2 separate regions of the Homo sapiens genome follow, and region 2 is linked to region 1. A link is a contact called in ENCODE Hi-C or POLR2A ChIA-PET data. All regions are on one chromosome and are shown on one strand. The core of a region is the stretch at or near the end of the contact, and the rest is flanking DNA. Distances in the headings are between cores, read along the strand shown.

Region 1 (5,425 bases), core at 1,937-4,436:
ATTTAATCAGATTATTATTGTTTCTTAGTAGACAACCAAATTAAATGAACCAAATTCCAAAGCTCATAGATAGAATGCTCTAAAAGAAAACTACCGATAGAAGGAAAAACAAATATGATATAATAGTTCAGAGGAAGATTTAATCAATTACACTACAAATTGAGACTACTGGTATTCATGAATCGGAAGTGAAAAATATCCTTCAAAATGATAAAGAATAATGCTCAAGAAAGTTTATTTTTTCCCATGAACGCAAACTATTTATTCTTTTCACAGAAACTGATTATATATAGTTTTAGAAAAGAAAATAAGGCCAGGCACGGTGGCTCATGCCTGTAATCCCAGCACTTTGGGAGGCCGAGGAGGGTGGATCACCTGAGGTCCGGTGTTCCAGATCAGCTTGACTGACATGGTGGAACCCTGTCTCTACTAAAAATACAAAAAAATTAGCTGAGCGTCATGGCGGGCACCTGTAATCCCAGCTAATTTGGAGGCTGAGGCAGAATTGCTTGAACCAGGGAGACGGAGGTTGCAGTGAGCCAAGATCACGCCACAACACTCCAACCTGGGCAACAGAGCAAGACTCTGTCTCAAAAAAAAAAAAAAAAAAAAGAAAATACAGCATAAATTGCAGGCATGAATTATGTATCGAAAATACATGATTTATTTCGTTTCTTGTTTTTTTAAGGCCACTGGCTGGGATCAGACACCAGGGTCAGCAGAGCAACAAGCTGCTATGGCCTAGGCTCCTGGCCGGAGGGCTATGATTTCATATGGTCTGATATTTGCACGAATTCCTATGCTCCTGATTGAGGCCAATTTAGCACATAGAGTGGAATAGACTACTCAGAAGCAGAGGCCTATTTTGTGAGAATCGACACTCATAAATATGGTTTCTTTGTATGCCAGAATTTGAATTACTATAGACAAAGTAGTTTATCCAACCAAAAGAAGTCCCACCAGTTGTCTGGCAATCAGAAGACGAAGATGAAGGGAAACATAGGTCAGGTCTCCTGATAAATAACCAGCTTTTAACCAGACCAGTAGTTTACTCCTGTTCCCCCGCCCCACCCCCCGCCCCCAATTTGAGCTGTTTGGCATATGTCATTAAAGTGTGTATCAGGGACTGGAGCTGAAGGTGGAAGCAGCGGACAGGTCTTTGCCAAGTAACACAACTATGGTAATGTGAAGAATGGCCTCACCCATCAATACCTCCCAAACAGCTGGGATTACAAACGTGAGCCACTGCGCCCAGCCTCGTTTTTGTTTTTAAGCCATAACATCTCCCTGCGCAAACTGACAGGCAGCTCACTATTCGTGGAAGATGAATTGTCAGAAAAACATCAGGTTTGACAAACTTAGAGCACATTTTGGTTGTACTTGGCTTCAAAGAAGGAGGGCAGGAAGGGGAAAACCCATTTATGATCACCTCTTCCCATTCTGAAATGCAGAAGTACCGAACTAGCCTCACAGTTCCGCAAATAAGCAAAGGGTAGCACAGAACATATGTTCAAAAGCAGTCTAGTAGCCGGAGCAGTGGCTTAGGCCTGTAGTCCCAGCGCTTTGGGAAGCCAAGGAGAGAAGAGAGGATCACTTGAGGCCAGGAGTTCGAGATCAGCCTGGGCTGGTCTCAGTGAGACCTTATCCCTACAAAATATAAAAAAATTAGCCTGGCGGCCGGGCGCGGTGGCTTACGCCTGTAATCCCAGCACTTTGGGAGGCCGAGGCAGGTGGGATCACAAGGTCAGAAGTTCGAGACCAGCCTGGCCAAGATGGTGAAACCCCGTCTCTACTAAAAATAAAAAATTAGCCGGGCATGGTGGCAGGCACCTGTAGTCCCAGCTACTCAGGAGGCTGAGGCAGGAGAATTCCTTGAACCTGGGAGGCGGAGGTTGCAGTGAGCCGAGATCGTGCCATTGCACTCTAGCCTGGGTGACAAGAGTGAGACTCCATCTCAAAAAAAAAAAAAAAAATTAGCCTGGCATGGTGTCGTGGGCTTCATACATGCAGTTCTCAGGGAGGCTGAGGCAGGTGGGATCGCTTGAGCCCAAGTCGAGGCTGCAGTGAGCCGTTACTGTGCCACTGCACACCAGCCAGGGCTACACAGCAAGATCCTTCCTGTCACAAAAGAAAGAAGTGTGGGAACCATGAATCCTAGTGATAGAATCTTGGATTCTATCTCTAGAGGCGTCCAAGAGCGAGCCAAAGCTTTGTCTGAACACTCAGTCTGACTAAGTCTAGCAGAATATTTTACAATTTCTGATGATTCTTGCACTCTGATACACAGGAAGAAAGTGTGCAAGGAGAGGGCGAAGCCCTGCATTTTTTGGAGGTGCTGGAGGGCAGTGTAGGGACTGCACCCTCCTTTTTTTTTTATTTGAGACAGGGTCTCACTCGTCCAGACTAGAGTGCAGTGGCCCAGTCTCAGCTCACCACAACCTCCGCCTCCCAGGCTCAAGGGATTCTCCCGCCTCAGCCTCTCGAGTAGCTGGGATTACAGTCGCACGCCACTACCACCCGGCTAATTTTTGTATTTCTAGTAGAGACGGGGTTTCACCATGTTGGCCATGTTGGCCAGGCTGGTCTCGAACTCCTAACCTCAAATGATCCACCCGCCTCTGCTTCCCAAAGTGCTGGGATTACAGGCGTGAACCACCGCGCCCGGCCCCACCCTCCTTCTTTACATTGGCTCATATGGAAGACCAAAGGCACTTGGATTATACATCGCAGACAGAAGCAGCCAAAACCTACATGGCAACCAGTTGCGACAAATTTCCAAGGTAAACCACAACCGCTGGGGGCCTGGGTGGTTTTCAGCTCAAAGCGATGACCCCAGGAACGACAAGCGGCCGCCGCTAGGGGGCGCCGCCACTTCCCTGCCAGGCGACCACCCGCGGAGGCGCGCGCGCTAGGCCTCCCACCGCGCCTGCGCTGAGGATGGACACTAGCTCGCCTTTCCTCGACGCCCAGCCGTCCGGGCCGGGGTGAAAAACTGCGTGACACGCAGTGAGCGTGGCGGCCATCTTCGTCTTCTGGGCACGTCAGCTGAGCCGGTTAGGGCTGAAGAGGAGCGTTGCGCAAGCGCACCCAAGACGGTCACAGGTAACTCCCATCTGACGAGCGAGGCGTCGCCGTCGTCGCCGGAAGTTTGGTGTTTGCGCCGCGGGGGAGGCGGCGGCCGCAGCAGAAGCAGCTGAGTGTCTCCTGATACCCGGATGTGAGGCGATCCGCTGGCGCTAGTCTGACCCTCCGCCAGGCAAAAGGAAGGTACGCGAGCGTCCCTGACGGTCCCCGCCGCCTGTGTCTTCACCTCTCTTTTGCCAGCCCCTTCAGGGAGCGGACAGTTCTCCCTCTTCCTGTTCCACCCTCGGTGGCGTGTTGCCTCGCACGCCCCTTCCTACTGCTCCGGTCCCAGCTCTTCGCGCCCCTGGGAGGGAGGTGGGAGGCTCTAGGCTCCAAGACGCCGTCGCTTGAGGTAGGCAGCTAACGTGCTCGCGTGTCCGCGCACCACCTGCCGCTGTTTGCTGGGCGGTCGAAGTTCATAAGGGGTCGTGACCGCCGACGGGGCAGGGCCGGAGTTCCCAGCACTGCCGCGAGGGCTCCGGGAGCCCCGAGGTGGCGCGCAGCCATTGCTAGCACCGGGGCAGCGCCAGTGCTGGTCCCGCAGGTAGCTCCGGGCCCCGTCTCCGCCCCCTGCGTTTTCTCTTCCCGGCGCTTCACCGGAGCCAGTCCCTCGCCGCCTCCTGGCGCAACCCGCTGACCCGGCCTGAGCCTGGAGGCCTCTGCAGTTTGCGGGGCGCGATGTGGGGTCTTGGTTTTACAGCCTTCAGTTTGGGAGGGGAGCGGGCCCAAGGTCATAGAGTAACTCATGCTGCAAATGGGGGTCTCGGCACAGGTAGGGCGGCTCTGGAGTAGAAATGAGTGCATTGAGGGCCGCAGTGAAGTTTATAGCGATGGAGAGAGGCGAACCAAAGAGAATTGGGTCCTCGATTTTTATCACGGGTTAAGATTATTTTACTATGGGGGTTTATTTTGCACAGGCAGAATGGGATAGCAAGTCCAACAATTCGAAGACTACCTCCTCTCCCTCCGCCTCTCAATGATGCGTCCGAAAATCCGGCGTGTGCTTTATTTTCCGGGGCGATGGGGACGCAGCGGGGACCAGGGGAGGGAGGAAGAGGAGGAGGAAGGAGCTCAAGCTTTGCGATTTGAGAAGTACTATGAACCATGTTTTCTGTAGTCTTAGCTGCAATGAGATTCCTTTAAACAGGAATCGCAGCACACAGTATCTAGATAGTATTACAAAACGATATCTCAATAAATAAGCTTCGCAGGAAACAAAAGCGCTACTTGGTGGCATAAGGTGTGGTTAGTCCCCCCACCAGCATTGGCTTTTTTAAAAAAGTGGATAAAACATAGATTTCAGTTGAAAACATCCAGGTTGCAGTGAACTATGCTATATTCACTTTGTCTTCTGGTCAAGTACTTAGTTTCTGCTTTACACAGGACACCAACACGAATAAAGTTTTAAGTTATTATTTTATTTTGAGACGGGGTCTCGCTCTGTCGCCCAGACTGGATTGCAGTGGTGTAATCACTGTTCACTGCAGCCTTGACCTCCCTCCCCGGCCCCAAGCAATCCTCCCACCTCCGCCTCCCTGAGTGGCTGAGACTACAGGCGTCCGCTACCATGTTAGGCTAAGTTTTCTATTTGTTGTTGAGACGGCGTTTCGCCATGTTGCCCAGGCTGGTCTCGAACTCCTGGGATCAAGTGATCACCTGGGCCTCCAAAAGTGCTGGGATTACAGGCCTGAGCCACTGTGCCTGGTGAATTTTTTTTTTTTTTTGAAAAGCAAAAAATCTAATCAATGGAATTAGACATGGGAGTAGGATGAGAAGTGCTTTAAAACGTGCTTAATTTGGAAGTCGCAAATTCAGGCCTAGAGCATGTGAGGAAATGAGGAAACTAGGACTGTAATAGAGCCACTTTTTCCCTTTTAGGCAGAATGCAGAGTATCACTGTTGGGTCAGATATGTGACTTTGGAAGCACAATTCCAAAATTTGTCCTGGCTTACGAGCTAGAACTCCTTTATCATTGCTAACTGAGGAAAATATGCTATTGTCTCACCTTTCTCAATCAATATTATAATCCTGTAGTGAACAAGTAATTGTTTGTTTTTTTTTTTTGAGATGGAGTCTCACTCTGTCGTCCGGGCTGGAGGGCAGTGGCGAGATCTCGGCTCACTGCAATCTCCGCCTCCTGGGTTCAAGTGATTCTCCTGCCTCGGCCTCCCGAGTAGCTGGGATTACAGACAAGTGCCACCATGCCCGGCTAATTTTTTTGTATTTTTAGTAGAGATAGGGTTTCACCGTGTTGGCCAGGCTGGTCTTGAACTCCTGACCTCAGGTGATCCGCCTGCCTCG
Region 2 (5,907 bases), core at 531-3,030, 470 kb before region 1:
AGTCTACGCAGGAAAGCAACTAAGCCAGACCCAAAAAAAAAAAATTACATTTTGTTGAGCTCACTTTGTTTAAAAAGGTACATAATACATATTAGGAAAGATTCCAATTCAAAATGACTCAGCAAACAATTTCTGAGCCCCTGTATTTTGCCACCTGCATTTGGTGAAGTTCTGGGGATAGGAAGACAAATAAGACATCACCCTGCTTGTTCACAGCCTGGAAGAAGAGGCAGAGACTGGGCACAGTAGGACGCTTGTGCAGGGCCTACGGAGAGTGGAAAGCCAGCCAGAAACATGGAGCAGATCTGGCTGGAAGAAACTTGGTGTGCACATGAGAAGGAAAGAGAGAGAGAGGGAAGAAGGTGCCAGATCTTGAAGGACTCTGAATGCCACACAAAGGGCTTTATACTTTTTCTCAGAAACTCTACAAAACTATTAAAACCCTTTAAGCTGGAGAATGACAGGCAGATTTTCATTTTAGAAAACTTGCTCTGGCTACAGGGTGGAGAATGGATTGAAAGGAAGCTGACTAGAGAAAAGGATGTAGGCTAAGTTGTCCCAGGGTTCCGCATATAGGGACTCAGCGTGGGTTTCTGAAGCCACATTGGAGAATGTTCAAGGCAGAAGGATGGTGTGGATTCTGTGCCTTATTCTACCTGGAGGTGAGGCCGGAGCAGGTAGAGATGTGGGGATAAAGAGGCATGGTGTCTCATGCCTGTAATCCCAGCATTTGGGGAGGCCGAGGTGGGAGGATCGCTTGAGCCCAAGAGTTCAAGACCAGCATGGGCAACATAGCAAGACCTTGTCTCTATTTAAAAAAAAAAAAGTTTCTTGAAGGTTACTGGAGAATAGACTGATTTTGCTAATGTCATGTACTGGTGAAGCCAGTTCAGGGAAGAGTTATAGGAGATCCCTCAGTCTGCTGAAAAGAAAGTATTGTAAGAACGTGACAGGGAGCACACACTAGGGATCCGCCCTGGGGTGAAGATGATCCCTAGGAGTCACAAGTCTGACTTGGCAATTGAGGCCCTGCAGGACATTTGCTCCCAAGGCCGTCTCTGTCCTGGGCCTTGTCTCCTGATCTAGCAGACGGCCCTCTCTGCTTTCCTTTACTCAGTTTATAACCTCTTTAGCAGGACACAGGGCCCGACATGCCCACAGTCTTTCTGAACGGGAAAAACAAAAACTACAGCAAAATGACAGCTGAAGTTTTTCAAAATAAGAGACCATGACTATGATTTAAAGGATTTGGGGAAAAGATGCATTATATTTAAACCCCACAGATTTCACTGTTACGTATATTTCAAAAATTTTTTCCAACATATCCCCGGAGACATTTCTTGTGTATTTTAAATGAGCCTGTGGACTTCCCTGTTTTCCAGAGACCCAACTCTGAAAAAACAGTGCCCTCAACTCACTTCAAGGAGACAATGGGCTTCTCAAAGAACCCAATACCTGGAGTTTTACCCCAATCCTGGTCAGAAACTTGTTTTCTGAGCCCAGGAATGAGCTCACCCTCCAGGGGTGTAATTCAGTATCGCGTCAACCAAGAGGGATCACAGGACACCCTCTGGGGTGGGCTGAGCACTTCCAGCATACTCCAGAGACTAACAGAGGCCAGCATTGTCGTTCCCCTCCCCCAAAAGGATCAATATGAGCCAGTCGGTGTAAACAGATCCTCCTCTGCACCAATGAAGCCACACAGGAACATCTAAAGGAGAGGTAACAACGCCACTTTGTGAAGCTGCTGGCATGGCGCCATCTTGCTTCTCTCTCCCTAGAGGGCAGGGCCATGGTGCCACCTGCATATTTGTGCAGTAAGCCTCACTACACATTTGGGAAACATCCACGAGCTATTTGAGTTGTTCGTGTGGGGCTGCAGATTCACCCCAGGCAGGAGCCAAAGCCCCTCACATAGTGGTACAAGTGCTATCTTTTCTCTCTACAGGGGCCAGAGATACTCTGTAATGTGGGTAGGGCAGGGTCTGGTCTCAGACAAATGAATGGAAGTGGGGGGGATACGGGCCGGCACTGTGTGTTCTTTTCCACCATACAAGTCTTGAGCCTCACACAAAGACCCTCCTTCAGGCGGCCAGTCTGTGCCAAGTCGGTTCTGTTTTCACACCTCTGTTTCGAGATAAGAGGTAATGCTTGGGAATCACATAACCGAGTTGCGAAATGAACCTGATCAGCTAAAATTGACTATTTTAGGTGCCAAAGTGGGAGCAAGCTTGGGAGGTGTTCAATGGGGCCCGTTTTCCTTCCTGCACACCCAAGAGCAGCACTTGCCTATAGGCCTCCGGTTGGCTGGCCCATTGGCTAAGGCTCAGAGAACTCAGGGACTTGTGCTCAGCCAAGTGCACTGACTTTCACTCACTGCCTCTTAGAAAGAACTGAGGTTAGCTGACACCAGGAAGCCCGCCTCCGACCCTCCCAACAGCCCAGGCAACTGCTCCGTTGGCAGGCAGCACCTGTCAGGAGCTCAGTTTCCCAGACCTTGGGGGTTTTAGGGGATGAAGGCTAAATGTTGAAGGGCCCTTGGATCTCTGGCCCCCTAAATATGACCAGCTGAGACACCCACAGCACAGAAAAGCAAAGTGCATAAGGATGCCATGCACTCCTGATCCATGCTTGATCCATTTCTTAAAAGGAGATGGGAGGACACCCATATTCAGATGTGTAAGCAGAAGCTGTAGGGAGGTCCACTCCTCGGAGTGGCTAATCATGATCATGTTGTTGCTGCTTCTGCTTCTTCTTCTTCTTCTTCTTCTTCTTCTTCTTCTTCTTCTTCTTCTTCTTCTTCTCCTTCTCCTTCTTCTCCTTCTTCCTCTTCCTCCTCCTCCTCCTCTTCCTCTTCTTCTCCTTCTCCTTCTCCTTCTCCTTCTTCCTCTTCCTCTTCCTCTTCCTCTTCTTCTTCTTCTTCTTCTTCTTCTTCTTCTTCTTCTTCTTCTTCTTTTCCTTCTTCTTCTTCTTTTTCAGACAGAGTCTGACTCTGTCACCCCGGCTGGAGTACAGTGGCACAATCTCAGCTCACTGCAACCTCTGCCTCCTGGACTCAAGCAATCCTCCCACCTCAGCCTCCCCAGTAGCTGGAACCACAGGTGTGTACCACCATGCCCAGCTAATTTTTGTATTTTTGGTAGACATGGGGCTTCAGCATGTTGCCCTTGGGGATTTTAGAGGATGAAGGCTAAGTGTTGAAGGGCGCTTGGATTCCTGGGCTCAAGTGATTCTCCTGCCTTGGCATCCTAAAGTGCTAGGATTATTGGCATGAACCATCACACCCAGGTATACTGCTTCTTTAATCTGTCCTGGCTACAGCCCTGCTCAAGCTTTGTCTCCTTTGGGCACCATACCTGCCTGGCTCCTCTCCTAGCCAGCAGGCTTAGGAGGCTTCTAACCACCAGCCTCCTCCAAACAACGGCTAATTACAGTTCATCATTGAAATTGTCATGGTGTCAATCATCATCCCCACTACTCTCGTTGGCCTGGTATTGCTAACTTCAACTTCATAGACCTTGGGCTCAGAGTTGGCAGCCCACACATCCTCCACAATACCTTGCACAATGGAGATGTGTTGAATGAATGGATGGGAAACTGGGTGGATGAAGAAAGTCTTTCCTATCATTGACATTTAATGAGATTAAAGGCTAACTCCTCCACAGAGCTAAGCTGAATGTGGTTTCTCTGAGTTGGGAGGGGAGTAGGGGGCAGGGATAGGGAAGTGGGTTTCATGCTCCTTGCAAACAGTACTACTTGTGTATCAACAGGTAGGTGCCAACTAATGCCAAATTTGGATAGAAAACCTGATAGAGACTCAGGATGTATTCCAAAGGTTAATTGTAACTGATGGCTGCCACTCAGCAACAAGTAGAGACAAGTGGCAGAGCACCACCGCCTCGCCTTCTTTTCTCCCAGACTCCGTGACCTTGACTGTGGTGCTTTCCTGGGTAGAAGGCAGCTTTGCCAGGCTTATGTCACTCTCCCATGTCCTTATTCCCTCTTGCCTGGCAGAACTTGGTTCTCCTCTTGGTTATTCAACAAGCCTTTTAGGAAAGGGGACTACTTATCTTTATTATTATCAATATAATTGTTAAACCATGGACTTAATGTACTGAAAGATCCTGTCCACCAAACAAACTGTATTTTTTATTGTTTTTTAAATTAAAAAAAATTTTTAGAGATGGGGTCTTACTGTGTTGCCCAGGCTGGTTTGAACTCCTGGCCTCATGGCAATTCCCCTACTTCAGCTTCCCAAGTAGCTGGAACCATAGGCGGGAGCCACTGTGCCCAGTATAAACTGAATTTAAGTAATGCATCTTTGAAATCAGCATAGATGACCAGTGTCACCATATTGGGTAGATACAATTCAAGCCCAAAGCAAAGAACCTGAGTTTCGTTTCTTTTCTTTCTCTCTTTCTCTTTCTTTCTCTTTTTTTCTTTCTCTCTCTTTCTTTTTTCTTTCCTTCCTTCCTTCCTCCCTCCCTCCCTTCTCTTCCTTCCTTCCTTTCCCTTCTTCTTCCTTTCCCTTCCCTTCCCTTCTCCTTCCTTCCTTCCTCTCTTTCTTTCTTTCTTTCTCTCTTATTCTCTTTCTTTCTTTCTTTCTTTCTTTTCCTTCCTTCTTTCTAGACAGAGTCTCACTTATCACCCAGGGACTGGAGTGTAGTGGCATGATCTCAGCTCACTGCAACCTCCACCTCCCGGATTCAAGCGATTCTCCCACCTCAGCCTCCTGAGTAGCTGGGATTGCAGGTGTGCACCACCACCACCTGAGTAGCTGGGACTACGGGCACGTGCCACCATGCCCAGCTAATTTTTGTATTTTTAGTAGAGATGGGGTTTTGCCATGTTGGCGAGGCTGGTCTTGAACTCCTGACCTCAGGTGATCTGCCTGCCTCAGCCTCCCAAAGTGCTGGGATTATAGGCATGAGCCACTGCACCCAGCCCTGAGTTTCTATAACTCATGCATTCTTATTTCAGGTCAACGCATTAATTTTGTTTTGCCATTTGTAACATAAAAATGGCTTAGAGTGGTGCTCCCACCTCTGTCCCCCCAGCACTACCTGCAGATACCAAGTTAGAACTAAAAACCATATATCGCTCCTCCTACAGGAGTGAAATCAAGGGAGACTGCAGTATAGGAAAGATCATTTTCTCCTGGTTTTTCTGGGGTAAGAAAAGCCACTGGACTCAGAGACAGATCTCATGGAAAACCCATCTCTTCAGCTTCGGGGTTGACCAAAGCAAGTTTTTTCCTATATCAGACCACCTCTTCCCCACTCAACAAGAACCGAGCTGAAGACGGTCCCCTGGAGGTGTGCTCACTTCACTCTTGTGCCATCCTAAATGACCCTTCTTTGCCCACCTCATGTAGGAAGAATGTGTGCCTCAGGTGACAGCGGTTGCCATGGCAACATTTTATTTATTTATTTATTTCAGACAGGGTTGCTCTGTAACCCAGGCTGGAGTGCAGTGGCATGATCACGGCTCACTGCGGGCCTCAACCTCCTGGGCTCAAGTGATCCTCCCACCCCGCCCTCCCAAACTGTTGCGAATATAGGCCCGCGCCACCACGCCCAGGCACCGAGGCAACATTTAAGGCCCTCTGTTATCTGGCTCTAACCTACCTCCCAGAGGATCTTATCTCCTCCACCCACCCATCCATACTACTTATTTTGCAACCAATGGTCCAGGGGAAATCAGGGCCACAGCTGGGGGTAGGTGGGGTGGGGTGGAGGAGGTTCAGAATTTCCGGGGAGGGGTGGGTGTAGTTTGAAAAATATAGTATGATCATTTTATATGTGGAAAATGAAAGCAAACTCCTATTTTGGTCCAATATAAATTACAGGAAGAAAATTTTGATAACATCTTGGCTAATGGAGAGCCACTGAAAATAACCAGGGACCA

The links. Hi-C counts contacts between places; a loop is a spot of excess contacts on that map. ChIA-PET counts read pairs that join two places held with the same protein, here RNA polymerase II (POLR2A).
Region 2: a map of Caco-2 shows a loop between it and region 1 (16-fold over the local background). The contact joins the enhancer-like site here to the promoter of ESCO1 in region 1. A Hi-C loop is called at or near these places in 1 of 168 maps with a recorded cell type or tissue (Caco-2). POLR2A ChIA-PET finds 5 or more read pairs at or near these places in 1 of 52 experiments (Panc1).

What each region holds. Positions count from the first base shown.
Region 1 is chr18:21,598,465-21,603,889 of GRCh38, reverse strand. It overlaps ESCO1 (establishment of sister chromatid cohesion N-acetyltransferase 1), which reads left to right and starts at 3,186. Exons shown (of 12, transcript NM_052911.3): 1 at 3,186-3,267. RefSeq lists enhancers at 1,557-1,636, 2,961-3,480, 4,548-4,842.
Region 2 is chr18:22,065,909-22,071,815 of GRCh38, reverse strand. No RefSeq gene overlaps it. Among named protein-coding and RNA genes, the nearest start is that of LINC01900, 88 kb to the right of the region's middle. RefSeq lists an enhancer at 1,554-1,848. Within about 2 kb of position 1,780, at least 2 of the 41 ENCODE cell types and tissues checked have a DNase peak (open chromatin) inside an H3K27ac peak, as active enhancers do.